Linked DNA regions of Mus musculus: regions 1 and 2 are each linked to region 3. The links are chromatin loops, found by intact Hi-C in ENCODE. Cell type or tissue: gastrocnemius. All regions are shown on one strand. Each heading gives the region's core, and the rest is flanking DNA. Links, peaks and the distances in the headings are about the cores only.

Region 1 (7,502 bases), core at 1,083-6,082, 120 kb after region 3:
AAAGAAGCTCTTTCATGTACCCATGTCCTTAAGACAGTGTCTGAGGCTCCTCCAGCTCTTCAGGGCTGACCCTTGGTTACATGTGACTCCTTCCCACAGACTATCCGCGTATTGTCTTTTGAGTGGCGAGTGGACCGGTCCTCTTCCCTCATTCTGTTTTGAATTTCTTCTGTTTTGAATCTCTTGCTTTGTTCTTCTTTTGTAAGTCTCCTCCATCACTTTTCTCATATGCAAATGAGGCCTTGAGACTTGGTGGCCTTGAAGGTGTCTTCCAAGTGGGACATTTTATCATTTGCTGATTCCATCAGAGACCTGCTTTCCCGACTCTCTCATCTCTCATCCCTATACCCTTCACCTCTCTCCTCTCTTCTCACCGAGTTTGTCTCTGGGGACACACCTCAGGCACTGAGTCTTTCCCCAGCATACAAATCAGCTCTGTGGTTAGGGTGGGGGACAAGATTATAATGGTGCCACAGTTCCTTGACTCACTACCTCCTTGGAGGTGGTGGGTGCTATTGTGGCATCAGACTCCAGCCTACCAGTCCCCTAAGCTTATCCATGTGGTTTTGATGGCAACCCCTGAGGATCTACAGTGATCCAGCCCATGTTGGGATAGATAGGGGTCAGGCGCTGGGCATATATACACTATATAGGCACTGTGAACAAAAATCCTGAAAACCAGCTGTGTCTGCAGAGACTGATAAACTAATTAGAACTTCAGTAAGAAGGAGAAACTGGAAGATTGCAGGTCCAGATGCTAATTGCTGATCTTGGGCTTGTTTTAGTCCTCTGGAACAACCATTCCTTGCCCCTCTGTGTGAAGAACTAATAACCTGTGACTAATAGATACTTTTTCTTCTTCTTCTTCTTCTTCTTCTTTTTTTTTTGGAATCTATTAAATTAGCACACCACTAGCTTCCACCAACCCCAAGGTTCAAGGTAGCATCTTGAGCCTATAGCGAAGCTTTCCCCATCTCTCTGTACCCGCCTCTCTGGTGTACCCACAAATATATTTTAAACCTGGCTTGACTTATGACTTTCTTTGTTCCGTAAAACTCTAAAAAACGTCATGAAGCGTCCATCACGTTAGAACACTTAACTTGGAGTAAGTAACCTAAATCCATGTTCCTGGGCCATGGTTGTTCAAAATGGCTCCAAAAATAAACTCTCTCTTGTTCCCTTTAAGATAAAACCCGTGGTTTTTGCATTGACAGCATCAAGTGGTCAAGTTTGTATTGGAGCTCAGTTCTCCAAGAGTGGATTTCTACCTCTCTCCTGCGCGCATGCGCATGCCCACTTCTGTTTGTGGGTGTTCATGGGCCCACTCACTGCATCGAAGGAACTTTCTCACGGGTTTCTGAGAAACTATCTGAGGCTTTCGGTGCCCCTCTGAACAGAACTGGCTCTGGTGTAGCTTCCTGTTTGTGTGCCCAACGCCAATGATTCGATGCGTTCCTGAGGTCACTGAGGCATTTACCGCTCTGCTTTCTCAGCACTGGTCTGTGAGGCTGCACTGTGGGGGCTGAGTGCACTCGGGGCTGCTGCCCAGTGTGGGTGGCAGATCTTTCCAACCCTCCCAGGGCGTCTGGTACACAGTGGAAAGCCAGACTGAGCCCTCAGAGATGGGCAGCCTGAAGGCAAGGCAGGATGTGTGGGTGCCCCAACTCTGGTACTAAATACGGGCTGCTCATTGATATGCAAACAGCCTGGAGAGGCCTTGAGCAGGCCTGATTGCCTGGCAACAAGGCCTTTTCTCTTCTCCCTCCCCACTCACCTCCCCCACCTGCTGTCTTTTTTTTTTTTTTTTAAATCATCTCTCTGCTTCCCCTTTTATAGACATTTGAGGGGTCCATGTTGTTATTTGGGCTGAATAGGAATTTGTGGATAACACGGGTCTTTGTTGTGTCATTTGCATGAGACCACGCCTTCAGCCTTCTGCCCTAGGGCTAGAAGAGATGTCTTTCATAGATAAGGTGAGCACAGGTGGCTATCACATAACATAGAATAGGGTTGAGATTCCGGGCTCCCTAAATTTGACAAATCGGATGCAAAGTGATGGAGTGACTGGAGTAGTCAGAGTATACCACAGAGCGTGAGGGCCTGGGGCGTGTGAGCTAGCATTGCTTTCCTGGGCAAGGTCTCTGGAACTCACCTTAGCATATGCCCAGTAGGGACAAGGGGGTGGCAGGTTGACAGCCCCTTGAGTAGGTAGGGAGCTTGAGGTGGAGAAAACAAAGAAGTGGTGTGAGTGGTGTGTGTGTGTGTGTGTGTGTGTTTGTGTTAAGGCTGCATCTCTGGCCCTTAGTAGGTCAGTCGCCCTCCCCCGGGAAGCTGCAGAAGGGTTGGGAAGAGTGCCCCAGGGAAGGTTGACCTTGGGGCTAAGCCCATTCCTATCACCAGTTCCTCCCTCCCTGGAGTTGCAGATTTGCTGACATTTCAGATGCATGCCCTGTGACACCCATTCTTGTGTCAAGCACAGGAGGAACAAGGGAGAATACCAGATGCCCCCCAGGATTCCCAGGACAGGATATCTATTTTATTTACATTTGTTTATTTGTTTGTGTGTTTATGTATTGTGTGTGTGCACACACATGTCATAGTGTGCATGTGGGAGTCAGAGGACAACTTGTGGGTATTAATTCTCTCTTTCTATCCTGGGGAAGGAGCTAAGGTAGTCAGGCTCGACAGCAAATGCAAGGTCATCTCACCAGCTCTGCAAGGAACTTTGCTGTGTGGCTTCTTTTGAGTCCTGCGGTAGCCCTAACAGGTGTTATCAATCCCATTTCTCATTGGGGGAGATTGAGATGGAGAGATTGAGCCAACATTATGACTTGCTGGAAGGCCAGCCTGCAGGACCCTGTGGACTACTGTGTTTGGATACTACCACAGCATCCAGAAAATGCAGGTGGCCAGGTGTGAGGACCCAGAGGACCCATGATGGTCCCAACAGCTGTATTTACTGCAGGCTCAGCCTGCCACACAGGTTTCTTGCTCATGGCCCCAGCCATCTTTGGACCTGGGTGCTAACTATGTTCCTAGCATACAGACGAGGTCACAGACAATTTAAGTTCAGATCCCATAGCTAGAGGGTGGTGGAGCCTGGAATCAAATTTAGGCCACCCAGCTTCAGTATCAGTGTGCTTAACTACCACAATGTGACAAATCCTGAAGACCTTAGATCCCAAGCTGCCAGTTCTGGAGACTTTCCTGTGGACCCTGTCTGAGTGGTTGTGTGTGTGTGTACTGTGTAGTCCCAGCTACTCTGTCTTTGTAAGTAAGTCAGAAGTCCTATTTAGCTTATGACCCTTGTCTTTGCAGTTCTGGAGAAGAAACTGCCTGGCTGAACTGAACTCCTGGAAGGAGATGGGGAGTGGGGGTCAGTCTCAGACAGCCCCTCAGCTTGGGTCCTATCGTTCTCCTGGGCCAGGCTGCTCCTCCTATTAAGATAGGTGCAGTCCATGGGTTTGCAGCCTGTCACAGCTGGAGCACTTCCTGAGTGTTTCTTCCAGCTCTTTCATGTTCAGAGGAGGAAACTGAGCCCAGGAAATCAGTTGCCTAGTATTACAGAGAACCGGGCCTGGCATGGCCCTTCAGGGTCTGGCAGCTGGCCCAGATGCCATTCTCCTTGTGACAGTCCAAATAAGGGTGGAACTGGGCAAGGAAAGGCACACAGTCTCCTTTCCAGAAAGGCAATGTGCCAGGCTGGCTGAGCTGTCTTCCTTGTGTGGGAGAGAGTGGCCTTTTGAGTATGCTACCCTGGAATAGGTCTCATAGGGTGATCCTGACCCCGTCTTCACTAGATGAGGTGTATCCTCTTCTCTTCTGTATCCTGGGAGGGTCAGGCTGGACTATCTTCAGAAAGACCCGGGACAGGCACCTCCAATGTAGAAACACCCTACTCCTTCCCAGTCTCTCTTGGATGACCTTGGCCTTTCTTGACATCCTCACAGTGAGGCTCCACCCAGGATGTGAGCAGCAGACTTATCTCCCAAGAGAAAGCATTGTTCCTGGGGTTGATTCAGGCCCAAGAGAAGCCATTTGTTTGGGAATCTGGCCCCAGGATCTGGGTGGTAACGCCAAGCTTTGATCTGTGGCCTTTGGCAGCAGAGCCAACTTGAGATGGGACAGAACCATCCTTAGAATAGGAATGGCCTTTTATTCACATCCTCTGCTGATGGAAAAGACATTTCTTCTGTTAAGGACCTATGGGGAGGAGCCAGCTGGGGATCAGAACTAAAGAACAAGCATGTACCTTGTCACCCTCTAAAACTGAGGGCCCCAAGTCAGGGTCCTGGAAGGTTATGGCCCAACTGCAGAGCCAGGAGGCTGCTTTTCCTGGCATCCTGATATAGCATCTGGTGGTGTTTGGGGGACCTTAGGGATCTGAGCCTGTCTGGGAGAGCCCCCCCCCCAAAAGATGAAAACCTAGGTTTTCTAAGTTTGCTAGAAGTCAACTGAGTCCAGGCACCACCCTTCAAGATCCCAGTTTTCTGTCCCTAGATAAAAAGGGCCAATGGACTTCCAAGGTTTCCTTCATCTGGAAGTCTCAGCAGAACGTAAACTACACCTGGAATGACATAAAAGTCGTCTGGGGAGGTATGTGGCACTGGTTATTTCTGGCTGTATTCATGAACACATGTAGAAGCCACGACCATAGTAGTAATTCACAGTTCACAAGAGGAGGGGACATGGTAAGCCATGCCACACCAGGCCACTGGGAGTGGAGCAGAGAGTGTGCGATGAACCTTTGCTGTGGTTTGTGGGGAAAGGGGTGGATGAGGCAGGGTAGGGGCTGCACAGGTTTAGGGATGGATAGCTTGATGAGCTTTGGTGGGCTCTGGGCTGTAGAGAGATCTGATATTTTTGGTTGCTGGTCCTGAGGATCCTGCTCTGGACTACAAGGCAGAGAAAAAAGGGAAGCATAGGTTGTGGATTCCAGATGAGCTGAAAAGTAAATAGTAAGTTGTTAACTCTTTTGGAGAACTAGTTAACCTGGCTGCCTTCACATCCCAAGATCCATTAGTCTGCAAGCTGTCAAAACATGTAAAAACAAAAACCAAAGCAATGGGGTACAGCAGGGGCCAGTTCAGGGTGCTACTGTGTGAGCTAAGGAAAAGCAGCCTTATAGGCAAGCACTTCAAGGTACAAAGCTTAGATTTAGCCCTTCCTCGTCTCTGTCCAGACATCTCAGCAAGCGGCAGTGGAAAACAGGCTGGATTTAGCAAATCAAAACACAGGATGACCTATTAACCTTGAACTTCAGATGAACAATGCACAATTTGTTAGCATGTACGTGGTCCGTGCAACACTTGGCAGGAACATTAACTTTCTGTATTTTCTGAAGCAAGTCTTGATTCATCCAGGCTGTTTAACACAACCACAGAAGTTCATTTTTTTTTTTTTCATAGTCCCTGAGGGTAAGAAGCCCAAGACCAGGGCAGACTGACCCAGTGTATGGCAAGGGTCAGATGCCTTTTTGTTAGTGGCTGTCCTCTTCCATCTTCACATGGTGAAAAGGACAGGGGACTTTCTTAGGCCTCTTTTATTTTATTTAAAATTTTTTTCCAAATAGATTTTTTATTAGATATTTTCTTTATTTACATTTCAAATGCTATCCCAAAAGTTCCCTATACCCACCCCCTGTCCTGCTCCCCTACCCACCCACTCCTACTTCTTGGGCCTGGTGTTCCCCTGTACTAGGGCATATAAAGTTTGCAAGACCAAGGGGCCTCTTTTTCCAATGATGACCGACTAGGCCATCTTCTGCTACATATGCAGCTAGAGACACGAGCTCTGGGGGTACTGGGTAGTTCATATTGTTGTTCCACCTATAGGGTTGCAGACCCCTTCAGTTCCTTGGATGCTTTCTCTAGCTCCTCCATTGGGGGCCCTGTGTTCCATCCTATAGATGACTGTGAGCATCCACTTCTGTATTTGCCAGGCACTGGCATAGCATCACAGGAGACAGCTATATCAGGGTCCTTTCAGCAAAATCTTGCTGGCATATGCAATGGTGTCTGGGTTTGGTGCTTAGGCCTCTTTTAAAAGGACACTAATTTCATTCATGTAGACGCCCTCATGACATAACCACCTTCCAAAGGCTCTATCTTTACTCTCTTGAGACTTAATTCAATTAAGGAGGTTTTGTGGCAGACAGGGCATTTAGGCAGTTATTCATAGGATCACGAATTAGTTGTGGCAATCCTAGCCTGGCTGCTTCTGGCTCGTCTCCTCTTCTGAAATACCTTGTTCTAGGGTTTTCACCTCTAGTTATTCTAGTTGGGGAATAGGATGGGGCGGTTGGGAAGGGGAGGGTAGTGGAAGAAACGGCCTGAGGACTAAAGTGAGCAATGAAACAAACAAGCAAGCAAGCAACAAGCAAGCAAGCAACAAGCAAGCAAACAAGCACACACAGGGGGAGTGAAGCAACAACAGAAGCACTTCCACAAGAAGAGAGGCAGAGCTTGTCCCTATGCACCTGAAACCACCACCCTTGTCTCCCCTTATCTTTAGTTTCACTCTCCATCCTGCACCCCCATTCTCTCCCTCAGGCTCACCTTGGAGTAGGTGGCTCCATTGATGACCTCTCCTTTACGTAGCCAGATGATGGAAGCCGCAGGCTTGGCATTGTCTGCGTGGCAGGTGAGGTTGAGGGGGTCCCCTGCCCGAAGGCTGATCACAGGCCCCCCTAGGATGATGGGGTCATCTGGTGGCACTGTGAGGAGAGGAGGAGAGAGGTTAAGTTGGGGCAGGCTTCTGTTTGACATGGCAGAGGATAATGGGCAATAACTGCTGTACTTTGATAAGGAACATCACCCTCTGTATTAGGGTGATAGGAACATTCATGAAAGGATGTTTTGTTCTTCATCTTGTCATGTCAGGAATAAACATGTCATGACTGGCAGGTATCCCTAGCCTGCTTCACAGGCCTGGAAGCAGTGCTTTGCAACTCAAGTACCATTTATTTGTATAGTTTTTAAAGAATGTATTCTTACTTGTGCATATGCATGTGCCTGCACATAAGTGCCAGTGCTCTGAGGTCAGAGGCACTGGATCCCCTAGAGCTGGAGTCACAGGCTTTTGTGAGCCACCTGATGTTTGTACTGGGTACCACATTCTAGTTCTTGGAAGAACAGTACCTGCTCTTAATAACCGAACCATCAATCCAGTCCCAACACTTTTTTCTTTTTGCCAAGCTTTGTTGCATCTCTCACAACAGTTTTGCAGGGAAGACAGTATTTTTAACCCAATTACAAAGACCTGGAAACAGAGGCTCACCAAGAGACTTGCTCAAGGTCACATGGTGAATGCATGGCAGAACTGGGGCTGGCCCTTGAGGCCCCCTCCATCACAGATGACAGGTGACAGAACAGGTCTTTGGATCTTTAGAATTTGCATTCCTTGCCTTTTCTGATCTCTGCCCTTCACAGTTGCCCCTGCACCTTCATCCCTACTCAGAAGGAACCTCCCTAACCTGAGATTATTCCCCCCACATGCAACAG
Region 2 (7,502 bases), core at 1,083-6,082, 50 kb before region 3:
CCTGGGACTTGAGTTACAGAGACTTAGGAGCTGCTATATTGGAGCTAGGAATTGAACTTGAGTCTCTGGAAGAGCAGCCATTGCTTAAATACGGAACCGTCTCTCTAGCCTTGAAAGCATTTTTTAATTTACCAAAAAGGTAATCATTCTGTGCCTCAAGAAAGACATGATATGTCAAGATCTTGTAGGCAGTATATGAGGGATATGGGTTGACCTTCATGGTTCCCATCCAGGAAGTTCTAAAATGCTTTGGACACATGGTGTGTTGTAATTTGCCCCTCAGCGTTTAAGAACAAGTCAGCTTCCCAGATATCCTGTCCCAGTGTCATTTTCAATAGTATTTTCTACAGCTCTATAACTGAGGGCTATTGTTATTCTTTGAAAATGCATGTGATCACTTGATATAAGACAAGCAAACCTTTCAGAGCAGACAGCACAAGAGCCTCCTTTTCTCTGAAAGATAGCCAGATTTTTTGGCTTAAGTTGATGGAAATGGACAGCTGCATTTATTTTCTTAAGTGTTGACCTTTAAGCAAATGTATTCTTTGACGCGGGGCAGCAGCATGACAGAAGGCACTGTAGCCAGAACTACCTGACCTAAAGCCACCTAGGCCATTGCTTACTGTCATTCCACTTGTCTCCTCCCAGCTCTTCCACTGACATCCCCATCCCTAGCCAGAGCCCACAAGGTCCTGTGCTGAGATCACCCCTGGTGCATTCACAAAGTCTTCCTCCCACCCCCTACCCTCCACCCCACCACAGTACTTCTGCGACACTGCACAAGATGAGTATTGAAAGTGGCAGTTGGTGAGGGCTCCTCCTGACCCAGTCCCACGTGTCTCCATAACCCTTTCCCCATGATCACCCAAACCTACCTGGGATGGGAGCTCTTCTCTCCCTGTCTCCTTAGCAGATGGACTTTGTTTTGTGGGCTTGCCTTCCCTATCTAGTCCTAGCATGGAGATTTGGAAGTCACAACAGTTGGATTCAGGGCCTGAACTGTGCTTCTCCCTTATTGACTTATTTATCCTGCCCATGGGTGACTTTATAAATAATAAGTTGGCAGATTCATTCTATAAAGAACCAAAGTAAATATCCTAGGCTTTGTGAGGCATGAGTGGTTTCCTCCTCTTTGTTTTTCTTTCTCCACACCTCTAATAATGAATGTATCACTTCCAGCTTGCTGGGTGTTCACTCAGGTGGTAAGTCAAATAGAACCCGCTGGTCATCGCTTCCCAGTCTGTTTTCCAGGTTTTTGCCATTCAGAATGTGGTCTGTGGAGTGGTACTGTGAGCACCACCTAGGTGCTTCTCAGGCACAGAATTCCAGACTCTATTGCAGACTACAGAACTCAGCCCTTGTGCTAGCTGGACTTCCGTACAAGTCATATGGACATTATAGTTAGAAAGATATTAGTCTTTAAAAGACACTGTTTGCTGGGGATGCCTGCCATTATTTCTCATTCTTGGCCTTTCCAAAAACCTTCAGCTGGTATTGAAATAAATTTGTGGTTTGCATTTGAAGTTCTCATAGGTACTGCATAGGTGAAATTCAAGAATATATTTGTGCATTATTCAGAAGCAGTCAGCATCTATTTAGTAGTAGTTACTATGATTATTTTGGTGTGCTGGCCTCAGTGCTAAGTACCGTTGCTTCAGAGTCCAGTAAGATGCTATCTCTGACCTTAGGCATGTTTAGGGCAGGGCAAGAGGGCTGTGAGTTATTGTGAAGAGACAGAGAGACAAATGCTGTGGGTCCTCCTACCTGAATGGAAACTTTGGATAAGAGTTCAGCTTTGGGCATAGGCCTGTAGTCCTAGCTCCTGGAAAGGTGAAGCAAAAGGCTCAAATGTGTGGGCCATAGAGGGAGTTCAGGACTGGCCTGAACAATTTAGTGAGATGCTGTCTGAAAATAAAAAGTGAAAGAACACTAAGGTTGTGGCTTAACAGTGGAGTGCTTGCACGGGTCTGAGGCCCTAGGTGTAATCCCCTTTACTACATGTAGGAAGACAGGCAATCACGTCATAGGCGGTTAAGGAGAAGCTCTTCATGTGCTGGTCTTTGACAGCTTGTCTATCTCCCAGTGCTTGACAGTTGTGGTAGCAACCATGCAGCCGGCAGGCATTCAAGCATGCAGACACAGTGTTCCATCCAGTCCTTGTTCAGGCCTCAGATATCAAGACCCTTAGCTCAGAGTGTTAGAGTTCTTGTGTAAGTCAGTATTCCATAGCATTTGATACTAGCCAGTGTTGCAGCTTTTGTCTTAGGGTGTCTGATAATGTTGATTTTAATGAGTTCATGGTTTCCAGGAGCTCTTCTAGCGAACAGAGCCCGTAGTTCCTCCTATCTGTCTCCTTATTAGTCTTTTATCCCTTTTCACCTCTGCCCCTTCTTGTCTTCTCCCTTCTTAAAAAAAAAAAAATTTGTATTTTACATATGTGGGTGTTTGTTTGCATGTGTGTCTAAGTACCATGTGTGGTCAGTGCCTTTGGAGGCCAGCAGAGGACATTAGATTTCTTGGAACTGGAATTACAGATAGTTGTAGGGATCACGTGGGAGCTGGGAACAAACCCTAATCCTGTAGAGGAGCAGCCAGTGTTGTTAACCACTGAGTTGCCTCTCCAGTCCCCGTCTCTCTTCTCGCTTCTCTCCCCCTCCTTTGCTCTGTCCACTCGTGAACTGTCTGGCTGCTGCCACCCTGGCCACTGTGCTGTGCCTGTTGCTTTTTCTTTGTGTTTCCATCTCTGCTCCATTAACAAAAGTAGGCAAGAAAAGACCACTTACGAGAGGACATTTGTTGGGAATAATTGGGCAGAAGAATGTCTCCTAGCCTATCTGCTTATAGAGCCAAGGAGGGGATCATGCAAATGAACGTTTGTGTCCCCATGAATTGAGGCATTGTTCCTCCTGTACCAGTCACAGCAGCCCCTCAGCATCCATCAGGATAATTGTTCTCTCTAGCCCGAATAGACCTGGTTACAGAATATCACAGCCTACTGAGGGTTGTGATGGCAGGAACTCGGATACAAACTGTTTGAACCGGTTGTGGCTGGAGCTGCACCTTCAGGAGCTGGCAATCATTTCTCAGTTTACTTGAGTGAACTGAGTACTGCTCACAGCCAGAGAGGGAATTGGGGGAAAAAAAAATCACAGCACACTTCACATGCACAAGTAGTCCTTTTGCTAGGTCATTAGAATTAGTGACCTGTGGCCTCTGGCCTGTGGGTAAATGATTGCCAAGTCCTCTAGAGTTCAGCAATGTAATAGAAAAAAAAAATCTAGTCATAAACTATTTGAAATAGCCAAAGCTAGCTGGGGCTGCCCATCAGGAACCAGACAATTAGCTGTAATTGTTGTATAGTTTCTTCATGCCATCCCCTGGAACATTTAAAGTGGTCAGCGTTGCCTGGCTGTTTGACTGACCTTTGGTTAAGGCAGCTGGGAGTCCAGCAACTTGAAGTTACAAAGTCAGGTTGCCCATTACCCAGAGGCTTGACTTATTTACAGAAAAATGAACATTAGAAGGCATGTTTACTATAAGGGCTTGCCAAAATTATTATTAGCACTGACATAAATTTTAGCATATTTCAGCAGTACAAGGAGAATAACTGAAGTATCCACAGATTCCTTTTTTTTTTTTCCCTTTGGGACAGGCATTCCATAGCCACAAGGTGTCAGTGTTACCAAAGTATTCTGACTATTAGCTCTCCAGCACCAGGCATCCTAGTCAGGACCTACCTAGAGCCTGTGTGACGCCCGCCCCTGCCTCCACCCCTGCCCTGACCACCCCCCCCCCCCAGTCCCCCATGCTTCTCTGTTCTCAGCTTCTGAATTACAGCTCACTGTGGCCTATCCCATGGACCTTAAAGTGAAATTCCTGCAACTTTAGTCCTCTGTGCCCAATACACTGTTGTATCTTTTTTTTCTGTTTGTTTGTTTTTGTTTTGCTGATCCCTGGCTCTTCTCAGCCTTTTCTAAGCAGGCTGCTGTCCTGGACTCAGCATCAATCATGTTTGATGGATTTCTTTTGGTATTTCTTCCATGACTGGTGATGTTTTCCTCTTATGCAAACCTGAGAGTATGCAGTCTCCTCTCCCATTTTTTTCCCTCCAGATTCTCAGCTCACCAAAGTAAGTAGCCTAGAGTTAGTCCCTCATGGTTCCTTACACCAGTGGCCCAAGGAGGGAGCATGGGCTTGGGAACTAGGCTTGCTTAGGCCATGTCCCAGAGTTAATCCCTAATAGCATCGTTCCTCTGTACAGCCACAGCAGCCCCTCTGCATCCATCAGGATGGAGGTTCCCTTTCTAGCCTTAGACCTGGTTATAGGATATCACAGCTTACTGAGGGTAAGGAGTAAATGTGGGTTCAGGCAGACTTGGGGGGTGGAGGCCTGGCTCTGACATCGGCCATTGGAAAGGCCCAGGGCATTCTTGTTCACTTAACACTTGAAGTTCTGCTCTATCCAGATGTTCTAGTAGGTGAGTCCAAACAGCATGTGTCAATTGTCTTTGGGTTTTGAGGGGAAGACAGACAGCAAACAAGTGAACAGTGTCTGAGTGGCCCTGGGCAGAGAGCTGCCCGGGCTGTGCAAATGAAGGCCACACACAATCAGAGCGAGACCTGATGACTGAGAAGGAGCCAGCTCGAGAAGGATGGGTGTTCTAGTCTGGAACAGAAAAGAGGCTCTTATGCTGGAAGTGCAGGTGAGAGCAGTGACTGCAACATGGGCACAGGAAGTGGACGAAGTGACTTTAAGAATTGCCTTTGTTGGGCTGGCGAGATGGCTCAGTGGTTAAGAGCTCCAACTGCTCTTCCGAAGGTCCCGAGTTCAAATCCCAGCAACCACATGGTGGCTCACAACCATCTGTAACGAAATTTGATGCCCTCTTCTGGAGTATCTGAGGACAGCTACAGTGTACTTACATATAATAAATAAATAAATCTTTTAAAAAATTGTCCTATGGTAATGACATAAAAAAAAAGTCTAATGTTCTAAAAAAAAAAAAAGAATTGCCTTTGTTAACCCGGGCTAGTAACTGAATACATCTCAATGGGACCATTAGGAAATAGATAAAAAGGAAGTCTTTTACAACAGATTTTAGTCTCTGTCCTCAGTGAGAGGTACATTTTATTTTATGGTTTCATACATACAAATAAATGCACATGAATATTAGTGGACCAGAAGTTTCACAAAACAATACAACTTTATGATAGAATCACCAGTATTTATTTCAAGTCTTGTTTCCTTTTTGAAATACTGGGTTAACCTCCTAAAGTGATGCCACGGGTTCCAACCCACTGAGATAAGTAAGGTGTACAAAGTTCTTAACACTGCAGCAGGCATATGGTACAGATTGAAGAGTGTCACTATCACGACTGTAACAGTAAGTTATCTCTTAATGTTTTTACAGCTTCCCCAGTATCTGATCCTTGACAGATCACATAGGAAATGTGGCTGGCCCTGACCATGGCAGGTGGTAACCATGAAGAGCCTGTGGGCCAGTCTGTTGGCATCTCACATGGTTGATCTTCGTGTGTCATCCTGATAGGGCAGAGCCTATGTTGGCTACTCCTGCTGCTGTGGCTCCCTATTAATGGAGTCTTTCTTTGAGGTCTATGTTTCCTCTCACTCAGAGAAGAAGGGGGAGATAGTGGTGAGAGGTGTGGCTCAGAAATACAGGCGACCTTCTAAAAGGCCGATTGTTTACCTGTTATAAAGCAGGGTGTGGAGTCTCAGGTTTACTGGAGGAGACTGGAGGCTCTGTGTGAGAGGCCTAGACAGGGAGCAAGGGATGAGATCTTGGGAATCACTCTTTTGGTTGCCTAAATCACTCAGGACTTTAGCCACAGGCCAGGATTTTCTACTTTGTATTCTTTACAGAGGCAAAACTCAAAACTCTGGAGAGAGGAGAAAGGATTTGTTTGGGAGGAGCATTTTAAAAGATTAGCTATTCTCAGAAGAGTTTCCCTGGCAGAGCTGTTTGTGATAGAAAAGACGAGACTTAGTCAAGTAGCAGTAGAGAAGGTGGATAGCCTGGTACAGTCTCAAAGTGGACAACCTCTCTCTGGCAATGGAAATGAACTATAGCTGCCTGTATTCGTGGAGGCTAAGTCATCAGGTGGGGGCAAGAAGTCCACATGATGCGATTCTGAGGATCAGGCTGATCTAAACAGTATGGTGCTTAGGTATGCATGCGTCCGTAACAATGCTGAGAAGACAGTAAAGACACACACCCTGAAATCAAAATGGTGGGGAAGAGCCAGGAAACTCTACGTTATGAATATCCTTTTTATTTTAGTCCCTACATGGTACATGCTAGACACACACACACACATACACACACACACACACACAGACACACACACACACACACACAGAGAGAGAGAGAGAGAGAGACTGAGACTTGCTTTTTATGGATACGAATATGTTTCCTAGTTAATAGTTAAGAAAAACTGGCCCTTTTTTAGGTGGATGAAAATATTTTCCCACACATTTGAATGGCTCTGTCATCATTCTTGCTTTTTTTTTTTAAAGTCACTATTGTTGAAAGTGAAAGTGTTGAGTTTCAGTCTTCGAGATTTTGGACATTATCAGGCTTTCGTTTCTGCATGGCTCCTCTTCTCTGGGGCAGGGGAGCGACCAGGCTAGATTATTTTACCTCCTGTGGATAAGGGAGCCCTATGCTATTTTGGAAGGTACCCCAAGATGATACCAGTCCTGATCGAGTGGAGCAGTGTGGCAGGTCCTCCAGCCATTGGAAGAAGCCCAAGTACCAGGGTCTGTTGGTGTCTCTCCAGCGCAGACTGGCACAAGCCTCTGAACCTATCCGCCGTGATGTCCTCGGCAGCCCTCCCACTGCAGCTGAGCCAAGGGACAAGTTACATGAACAGTGGCCAGCAAGGAATGGCTTGCCAGACAAGTCTCAGCCAAAACACTCACAGCATGCCATGGTCATCTAACATGAGAAATACTGTAGGCTTACAGCCATCGAACCAGAAAACGTCACTGAATTGTGGAGACTTAGTTTCTCTGAACGACAAGTGGGGAATCAGAAGGCTGGCTTGCCTACCTAAGAAGGTTTCTTTACCATATGAGATCATGGAGTCTCAAGTTGAATGGAGATAAAATGCCAGGCTTTATTAGTAAATAGCTCTTAACTTGAACTGTTCAGCAGAAAGTCTCTGTGGGAGGGTCGGGCATTTGTCAGAGTCAGATGTGTAGTTACCTGATCAGATAATCATCAGATAGCACCAGGAGGCTTATAATGGGCATGAACGGACCCCTACTGCTGTGCCCCCTTCCCACCTCACTTCTCAGAAGCAACCACACCATGACCAGTGTTACGGAGACCCTGTCTGAAAAAGAAAGGAAGGACGGATGGAAGGAGGGAGAGAAGAAAGGAAAGAATCAACTCCTTTGCCTCCTTTTTCATTCCCTGCACTCCCAGTCTTTATCTATCTGCCTTTGGAAGGCTCAGTGTCTTTAAATGTAGCTGGTTTTT
Region 3 (7,053 bases), core at 2,054-7,053:
TTATCCAGAACACTTGAATAGTCTTTACCTTGGTGTGCCTGCCATATTGATTACAGGACACACCAGCCCCAGGCCCAAACTCTGGATGTTCAAGTATCGCAGGGGGTATAATATTATCAATACAAATCCTTTATGCAGTCACCTCTAGATTACTTACAATGTGCAATGTAAATACTTGTTACTCTGCTTTATTAGGCAGTGTCAAGAAAAAAAACCTGTAATTAAAATATTTTTCATATATACCTTTAAAATTTTGTATTTACTATAGATGGGTGTCTTTCCTGCATGTATGTCTGTGTACCATGTATGTGCAGTGACCATAGAGGCCAATAGGGATATCAACTCCCCTGGAACCGTAGTTACATAGAGTTGTGAGCCACCGTGTGAACGTCAGGCATTGAACCGGGAGTCCTCAACTGTCCTTCAACAGTGAGTGTTCTTAATTGCTGAGCCATCTTTCTAGCCCAAAATATCTATATCTGAATCTGTCATTCGATACTAATACTGTAACACAATAATACTATAACACTATAGATTTCCCTTTTGACAGCCCAAAGGATTGAACCCCCATGGCTGCATGCCTGCTAGGCAAGTAGTCTGCCACTGAGTTACATTCCAGCGTTCTTCCTCGAGAGAGAATTGAGGAGCGAGGAAGAGGGCAGGTCTTAATAATTTATCCTCACTAGTAACTCTTTGCCTCTCCAGTGCTGGGATTACAAATGTGTGGCACCATATTCCACAGGTCCCTGTGGAACATGAGTTCCCTGGATTAAAAAACTACCAACTGGGCTCTCTCTCCAACTAATGGGTGATGAATGTTCTGTTCCTCCAGTTTGTTCCTCTAGTCTGTTTGTCTTTGGGAGGCAAAGTAGTCTGATGGCTCCAGCATAAAACCGCACCATAAACAAGTCTACACTGGAGCAACTTCTATTCTGTTTGTAAAATAAGGATGAGAACCATGCTTACTCCAGAGGGGTCTGTGGGGATTTGCTAAGGGGCTGGGGAGATGGCTCAGTGCGTTAGGAGTCCTGGCTGCCCTTCCAGAGGACCTCAGTTTGATTCCCAGCACCCACATGGCAGCTCACAGTATCTGTAACTCCAGTTCCAGGGGATCACATGCCCTCTTCTGACTTCCACACACAGGCCCCAGGCACTTACATGGTACACAGACATATGTGCAGGCAAAACATCTATACACATAATTTAAAAAAAAAAAGATTTTTAAGCATAGTACTATTACTTAGTAAATTTTAGCTATTTTTCTGCCATGAGAGGGATCTAAAAGGAAAGAATTGGGGACTAGATACTTGCTATAGCCTCTGTATGTTAATATTCTAACACCTCAGGGGACAGTATAAACGCACGGCCCTTGGGAAGTGATTAGATCATGACAGCAGTATCCTCAATGGTATTAAGTGTTATACCACCGTGCCCGGGTGTTTTTGAGACAGTCTCTATAAGATTGGCCTAGTACTCCCGATGATCTTCCTGCCTTGGCCTTCTGAGTACTGGCATTGTAGCCATGTTCTACTATACCCAGCTTAGATTTTAAGGGAAAAAAAAGCTACAAACTGTGGTTAGTCGATTTTGGCTGTAAAGAAAGGCAGGAGCTACATGCTTGGGATTTCTTCCAACCTAAAGGGCCTGGGAGTGCATTTTAGCTTTGGCCTCCTGGCAGGTTTTTCACTCTACAATAGAGCTGTCTCCTGCTATTGAGATCCCTGAGAACAGCTCAACGCCATGGTCCAGCCTTATAAATCTGATAAAAATAGGAGATGAAACACCATCCCGGGGTCGCTATTTTTAAAAGCGCCTGAGATGCTGGATTGGGTTTATTTCTTCCTCAAATGGCATCTTGCTGTCCCTTCCTCCAGGATGTGAACGTGGCACATGTGAGGGACAGGAGCCAGATGTCTGGGAGGAGGCATATTTGTCAGGTAGCTAGCTGCCTGGCCAGCAGGAGCCTCCTGGCCCAGATGCACCTGCCTCCTCCCACACCCCGTCTCCTCCCTCTGTTTGAGGTTCCAGTGGTTGTCCCAGGAGTCAGGTGTTTGCCACATCTACCTAGGAGAACAGGACAGGTAAAAGAGGAGGCAAAAGGATGGGGATGGAAGCGGTTTGCTTGCCAGCCGAGTAAGACTTACTGCTGTTATTCTGAAGGTTGTCTTGGCTCACCTCATCACAGCTAACCTCGGAAAGGAATAGTCCCTTAAGGCCAAAGCCCAGCTTGTTACATCCCTGACTCATGGTAAGCAACTTGTAGTGTCCTGTCAAGGGGTGCAGTGGGATTGGCAAGAACCTAGAACCCAGAAGTCTAGGATGAAAGAAGTCCTTATGTTAGAATCGCTTCCTTCTCTTCCTCAGAGATACAGGGGATTCTAAGTTGCTGGTTCAGCTTCTGTCTGTACTGTTAAGAAACTGTGTAATCTTGGTTCTCAGAAGGGTGAGGCAGGAGGATCACAAGTTCTAGGTCAGCCTGGGTTACTTAGTGGGATTTTTTTTTTCCCCTAAGGGGTGCTGGTGGAGGAAGAAGAAAGTGCAAGAGACAAGTCATAAACACATAGTAAGATAAAGTGGATGATGGGGGCTAGGATAGGCTTGACGCTGTGCTTCTGAGTGCATGCATGTTATATGTTTAAAAGGCATTTGTCTGCATGTTTATTGAGCACATATATATCATATGGTGATTTCAGGACAAGTTCCCCTCCATTGTCTCATTCAATACTAATAATGCTCTTTGAATAAGCTCAGTTATTTCCACTGATCTTTTTTTTCCCCCCCATTAAGAAAAGGAAAGCTATTTAGTGGCAGAAGCAGGATTAGGACTCAAGTCTCTAGGCTCAAAAGAAAGAAGAAAAAAAAAGCTGATTCTTAAGCTCAATTTTATGGTAGAAGGATTTTTACCTTTAGCAAGAACTTGTCTTTGTACCTAGTTTGGTGAAGACTTATCCAGGTTTGGAGGCCGGGCAACTGTTTCTTGAATCAACTTGCCAGACATATTTCAGTTGTTCTTTCTCCCCGAGCAGTTTTTCTTTTGCCTTCTTCTTTTTCCCTTGCCAAACACAGAGACATAGTCATTGTATTGTCTATTCCCAGCTTAGCTCCAGACCAGGACATGAAATGTAATAAATATTTGTTGAGTGACTAGGTGACTGTCAGGCCAAAGGTACCATTCAAATAAAACTAGGTTTTGGTGAGCTGCCAAAGAGCTTCCACCTATGCAAGGTATAATTCAGATGGAAACAGCCGGAATGGAAGAAGCTGGAGGCCACCTCTTCGTTTTGTTGTGAATTGGAGAGTCCCAACACATGAGACCTCCAGCTTCCCCTGACGATGACTTTAAACTCCGTTAAAACCCTGGGCACTTACTGTCAGTTATTCACATCTTACTTACACTTAGTCACATCCTGTGCCGCCTGTTTCTTGATGGGAGTCCAGCACAACACCCGCCACCCCTTCTCTGCAACTAGATAGCAAGCTTCCGGGGGAAGGGGGACTGGATCTAATACTTTCCTTGTAGCCCCAGGGTGCTCAAGCTAGGAACTGGGTAACACTGTGCTGACTCCTGAAATGGACAGTCCTGCAGGGTGGTTTCTGCACTGTTTGCAGTCCAGGCAATTCTAGAGCCCACGGCATCAGGGTTAAAGGCTTGAAGGGGTTTCCTCTGGAGACAGGATGCCTGGCGCCTTCAGCAAGAACGGAAACTGAGAAGTTATCCAAGGCTAAGAGAGGGTATGCAAAGGAGGAAGAGCTAAGGGAGCAGTTTGGGGCGCATAGGCCGGCCTGGGGCAGAGAAAAGGCTCGTCAATTTAGGTCACCTGACTGCCATGAGGGCATGGGAGGATATTGGAAGGATGGACTTCTATTCCTGTTCTTGAGTTTCTGTAGAGAGAAAAGGATACTTTTTTTTTTTTTAACCGCGCGGGGACAGCAAAGAAGCCTTTCTTGGTTATTGTTTCCAGGAGAGCGTGGGATCAGTGCTAGAGGCAACGTTGGGCATACTCATCTTGGAGCCATTCACAGGCAGCGCTTGCCCTGGGTTTGCCCTCACCCGATCCAGCCTCCCGCACCCCGGCCGTCTCTCTCCAGGCCAGGGAGGCCTCCAGGCCAACCCCAGTCTCCCCGCGGCCTCACACCCTCGCCCTCCTTCCTCTGCGCCCTCCCTCCCTCCTTACTCCCTCCTTTCTCTGCGTCCTCCCTCCTTCGGCGCGCCCTCCCTCCTCGATGCCCTCCCTCCCTTCTTAGCTCCCTCCTTTCTCCGCGCCCTCCCTCTCTCGGTGCGCCCTCCCTCCAGCGCGGCGTTCGCGGCTGTCGGCTTCCCGACCGTGTGCGCAAGCGTGTCCGGCCCCTTCCCCGCCCCCCGCCCCCCGCCCAAGCCCTGGCCCCCGCCTCCCCTTCAGGCGGACTTGCCCGCTCCCAGGCCGGCCCCGCTCCCGGGACAGGGACCGGGCCGAGCGGAGCCACTGCGCCAGTGCTGCCCCGCCAGTCGGGGCGCCTAACGGATCGGAGCTGCGCGCGGATTTACCTCGCCCCGCCCCGCTCCACCCGCGAGGGTGAGTACGCGGCAGCCGGGCTCTGGGGCCCCGCGGCGGAGGGCGGGGAGTGACGGGGCTGCGAGGCTGCAGCCTCCCGCCACGGCTCGGAGAGGTGGTCGGGGGGCCCCGCACGTGGACGCCACGCTGCACGGGGTTGGTGTAGGGTGGCCACAGCCCTGGGGAGCTGGGTCCCTTGCTTGGACTAGATTTTCGCGGGAAGCCTGACTTGTCTCGCTCTCTAGGAGTGAGTGAGCAGGACAATCCTCCGGAAAGTTTCTAACCCCCAACCCTGTCGCTCTTGCGTCCTAGCTGAATGGGTGACTATCACCTCTAGCATCCTCCGAAGTCAGGACGTGTGGGCTGGCTTTGCTAGAGGTGACAAGTTTTGCAGGGTCTGCCTGTGTGCTGGAGTTGCAAGGTCGCTGAGGCAAAGCCCAAAGGTGGGCTTGCCAAATTGCAGGGTGGCTGTGTCCAGGGATTAGGGGGGGTCTTTGGGCCAACTGTGCTTCAAAGTTGCCTGGGTAATGGGCAGTGAGAAGGCCTAGGATAAGACTGAGAAGTTAACCTAGAGCTGGGGCAGAACCCTTGTCTATGTCTGTTCTAGGTGCCTCTCTGAGACCCTTGCTGGCTGAGACCTATGGGCAGCCCCGAGATGCCAACGTGTCTTGTACCACTGCCATTCCTCCCAGACCGAGGGGTAGACTTTCTGGTTTATGAGTCTGATCTACTCTGTTCTCTGTCCTCTAGGCTAGATCCTCCCCCCCCCCTCCCCCCGGTCAGGCTTAAAAGGCTAGTCTGGGTTTGAATAGTACCACAGTGATAGTTGTCTCTCACAAGGGGCACACACCAATACCACAGGGCAGGGTCAGTGCTACAGATCCCACTTGGCCCCTCCAGGCCTCTCTACCCAGGGGGTTGTAAACGAATTGATATGTGTAAGTATCAGGGGTACAGAGGGAATGTTGTGAGTTTGCTAGTGAAACACCATCCATAACCTTACTTTCCCAGGCACCCCTAGAGTGCTACCTAGGAGGTGCCAGTCACTTAGGGCCTCAGAAATAACTGGACATGTTTTGTTCTGTTGGGAGTTGGTCTGCAAACATCCTTTGAGAAAACTGACACCGCTCGGCTTCCTCAAACTTATTCTGCCTCTGCCCTACTCTGAGCATCCCCTATGGCCTGTCCTGTTGCATAGGGGAAGGCATCTTTGGCTGCTTACTGAACCCTGGGCCTCACCTCCCACTCATTTCACCCTCCTCAACACATCCGATCCCCCAGCCCCACTACAGCAAGCCAGGAGTTGGGCCAGTCCCCAAAGATTTCAAGGTGATGATGGAGATAAAGAGAGGTATGCAGGCAGAAGTCATAAAAGTAAATTAGGGACTGGGGGTGTGGTTCAGTGACAGACGGAGCTGCCTACAATCCCAGTACTGGGGGGGGGGGCGGCGGGGGGGGGGGAGGACGGACAACGACACAAGGAATGCAGTTGGTAAAGTGTTTACCTGTCATAAACTCTTTAAACTTGATCTCTTAACATTGCCTAAACATATTGTGGTGGTACCTATTTATAATCCCAGCACTCTGGAAATGTTATGCCAGCATTTTGACTGTAGATCATCCAGGTCATCTTCTGTTCTATGTGGAGTTTGAGGCCAACCTGAGCTACATGAGACCCTGTCTTAATAAGCCCCTTCTGGAGTTATTCTCCAAGGTTATTCTGGGATTATATCTCTCCAAGATAGAGCACTACCTTGCTATCTAAGATGGTTAAGAGCACTGAGTGGTTTTACAGGGGACTCAGGCTCAATTCCCAAGTACCCATATAGTGACTAATTCCAGTTCCAGGGGATCTGACCCCCTCTTCTGGTTGCCACAGGCTCAGGCATGCACGTGGTGCACATAAGTACAATACACACAGGCAAGACACTGATACACTTTTTCTTTTAGAGTTGCCTGCTTAGGCTTTAAACAGAAGGGACTATTTAGCTTAAGAGTGGGTTGCTGCTCAGAGAGAGGAAGCCCCCATTCCACTAGGAGGCTCAGGGTGAGGAAGCCCCCAGTGCCTTCTAGGCTCTCTTCTGTTCCCTCTCTTGCTCCCTGCCCTGAACCAGTGACTCACCCACAAAAGCACCCTGGCCCCTCTACCCTGTCAGTTGTTTTAGTGTCATAGGATTTTGTTTTCTGGGTAAAACTAAGAATCAGTCCCTTTCTGGAATCATCAGAAATCCTGGGAAGGACCTCCTTTTTTCCCTGGGTCTGGAGGAACAGAGGTCAGTCCCACTTCTTAGCTCCATCTTGAGGCCTGGCCAGTCTGCAGTTACTCCACTGGACTGGCATCTGCCCTGGCTCTGCAGGCTACACCAGGCCTCTGTTCTCTCCTCAGAGTACCTGCCCCAAGGCTGCCCAAGGAAGTAAGAACCCTTGTTGTCCTGGTTCAAGGTTTACACCACGTTGGAGGGAGGACACCGCGACAGATAATACAAGACAATTATATTCATTGTATTAATACAGCAATTGA

The links. Peaks named below come from ENCODE experiments on the same cell type or tissue, not always from the same donor. Only the 100,000 strongest peaks of a DNase experiment are listed, where the experiment ranks them.
Region 1: a loop joins it to region 3, with 2.9 times the contacts of the local background. A loop is called at or near these places in 2 of 42 quality-filtered maps.
Region 2: it touches region 3 in a loop (2.2-fold over the local background); 17 of 42 quality-filtered maps call a loop at or near these places.

Annotation. Positions count from the first base shown.
Region 1 is chr9:34,990,148-34,997,649 of GRCm38, reverse strand. Kirrel3 (kirre like nephrin family adhesion molecule 3) reads right to left here. Exons shown (of 17, transcript NM_001190911.1): 5 at 6,558-6,715. All of the region lies in intron 3 of Kirrel3os (a long non-coding RNA gene), which reads left to right. Among named protein-coding and RNA genes, the nearest start is that of Kirrel3os, 14 kb to the left of the region's middle. In gastrocnemius, for the core only: no CTCF peak of the experiment used is centred there; DNase peaks (open chromatin) are centred at 1,560 and 3,625; H3K27ac peaks cover 3,625 bases.
Region 2 is chr9:35,162,534-35,170,035 of GRCm38, reverse strand. All of the region lies in intron 2 of Dcps (decapping enzyme, scavenger), which reads left to right. Among named protein-coding and RNA genes, the nearest start is that of Dcps, 9.7 kb to the left of the region's middle. In gastrocnemius, for the core only: a CTCF peak has its summit at 3,657 (motif pointing right); a DNase peak (open chromatin) is centred at 3,712; H3K27ac peaks cover 334 bases.
Region 3 is chr9:35,114,198-35,121,250 of GRCm38, reverse strand. It overlaps St3gal4 (ST3 beta-galactoside alpha-2,3-sialyltransferase 4), which reads left to right and starts at 4,387. Exons shown (of 11, transcript NM_009178.4): 1 at 4,387-4,553. 4930581F22Rik (RIKEN cDNA 4930581F22 gene) reads right to left here and starts at 4,523. Exons shown (of 6, transcript NR_029475.1): 1 at 4,411-4,523; 2 at 2,905-3,882. LOC115487216 (a long non-coding RNA gene) reads left to right here and starts at 1,707. Exons shown (of 3, transcript XR_003948311.1): 1 at 1,707-2,081; 2 at 2,161-2,248; 3 at 3,963-4,051. In gastrocnemius, for the core only: a CTCF peak has its summit at 4,495; DNase peaks (open chromatin) are centred at 3,553, 3,806 and 4,348; H3K4me3 peaks cover 3,378 bases; H3K27ac peaks cover 4,574 bases.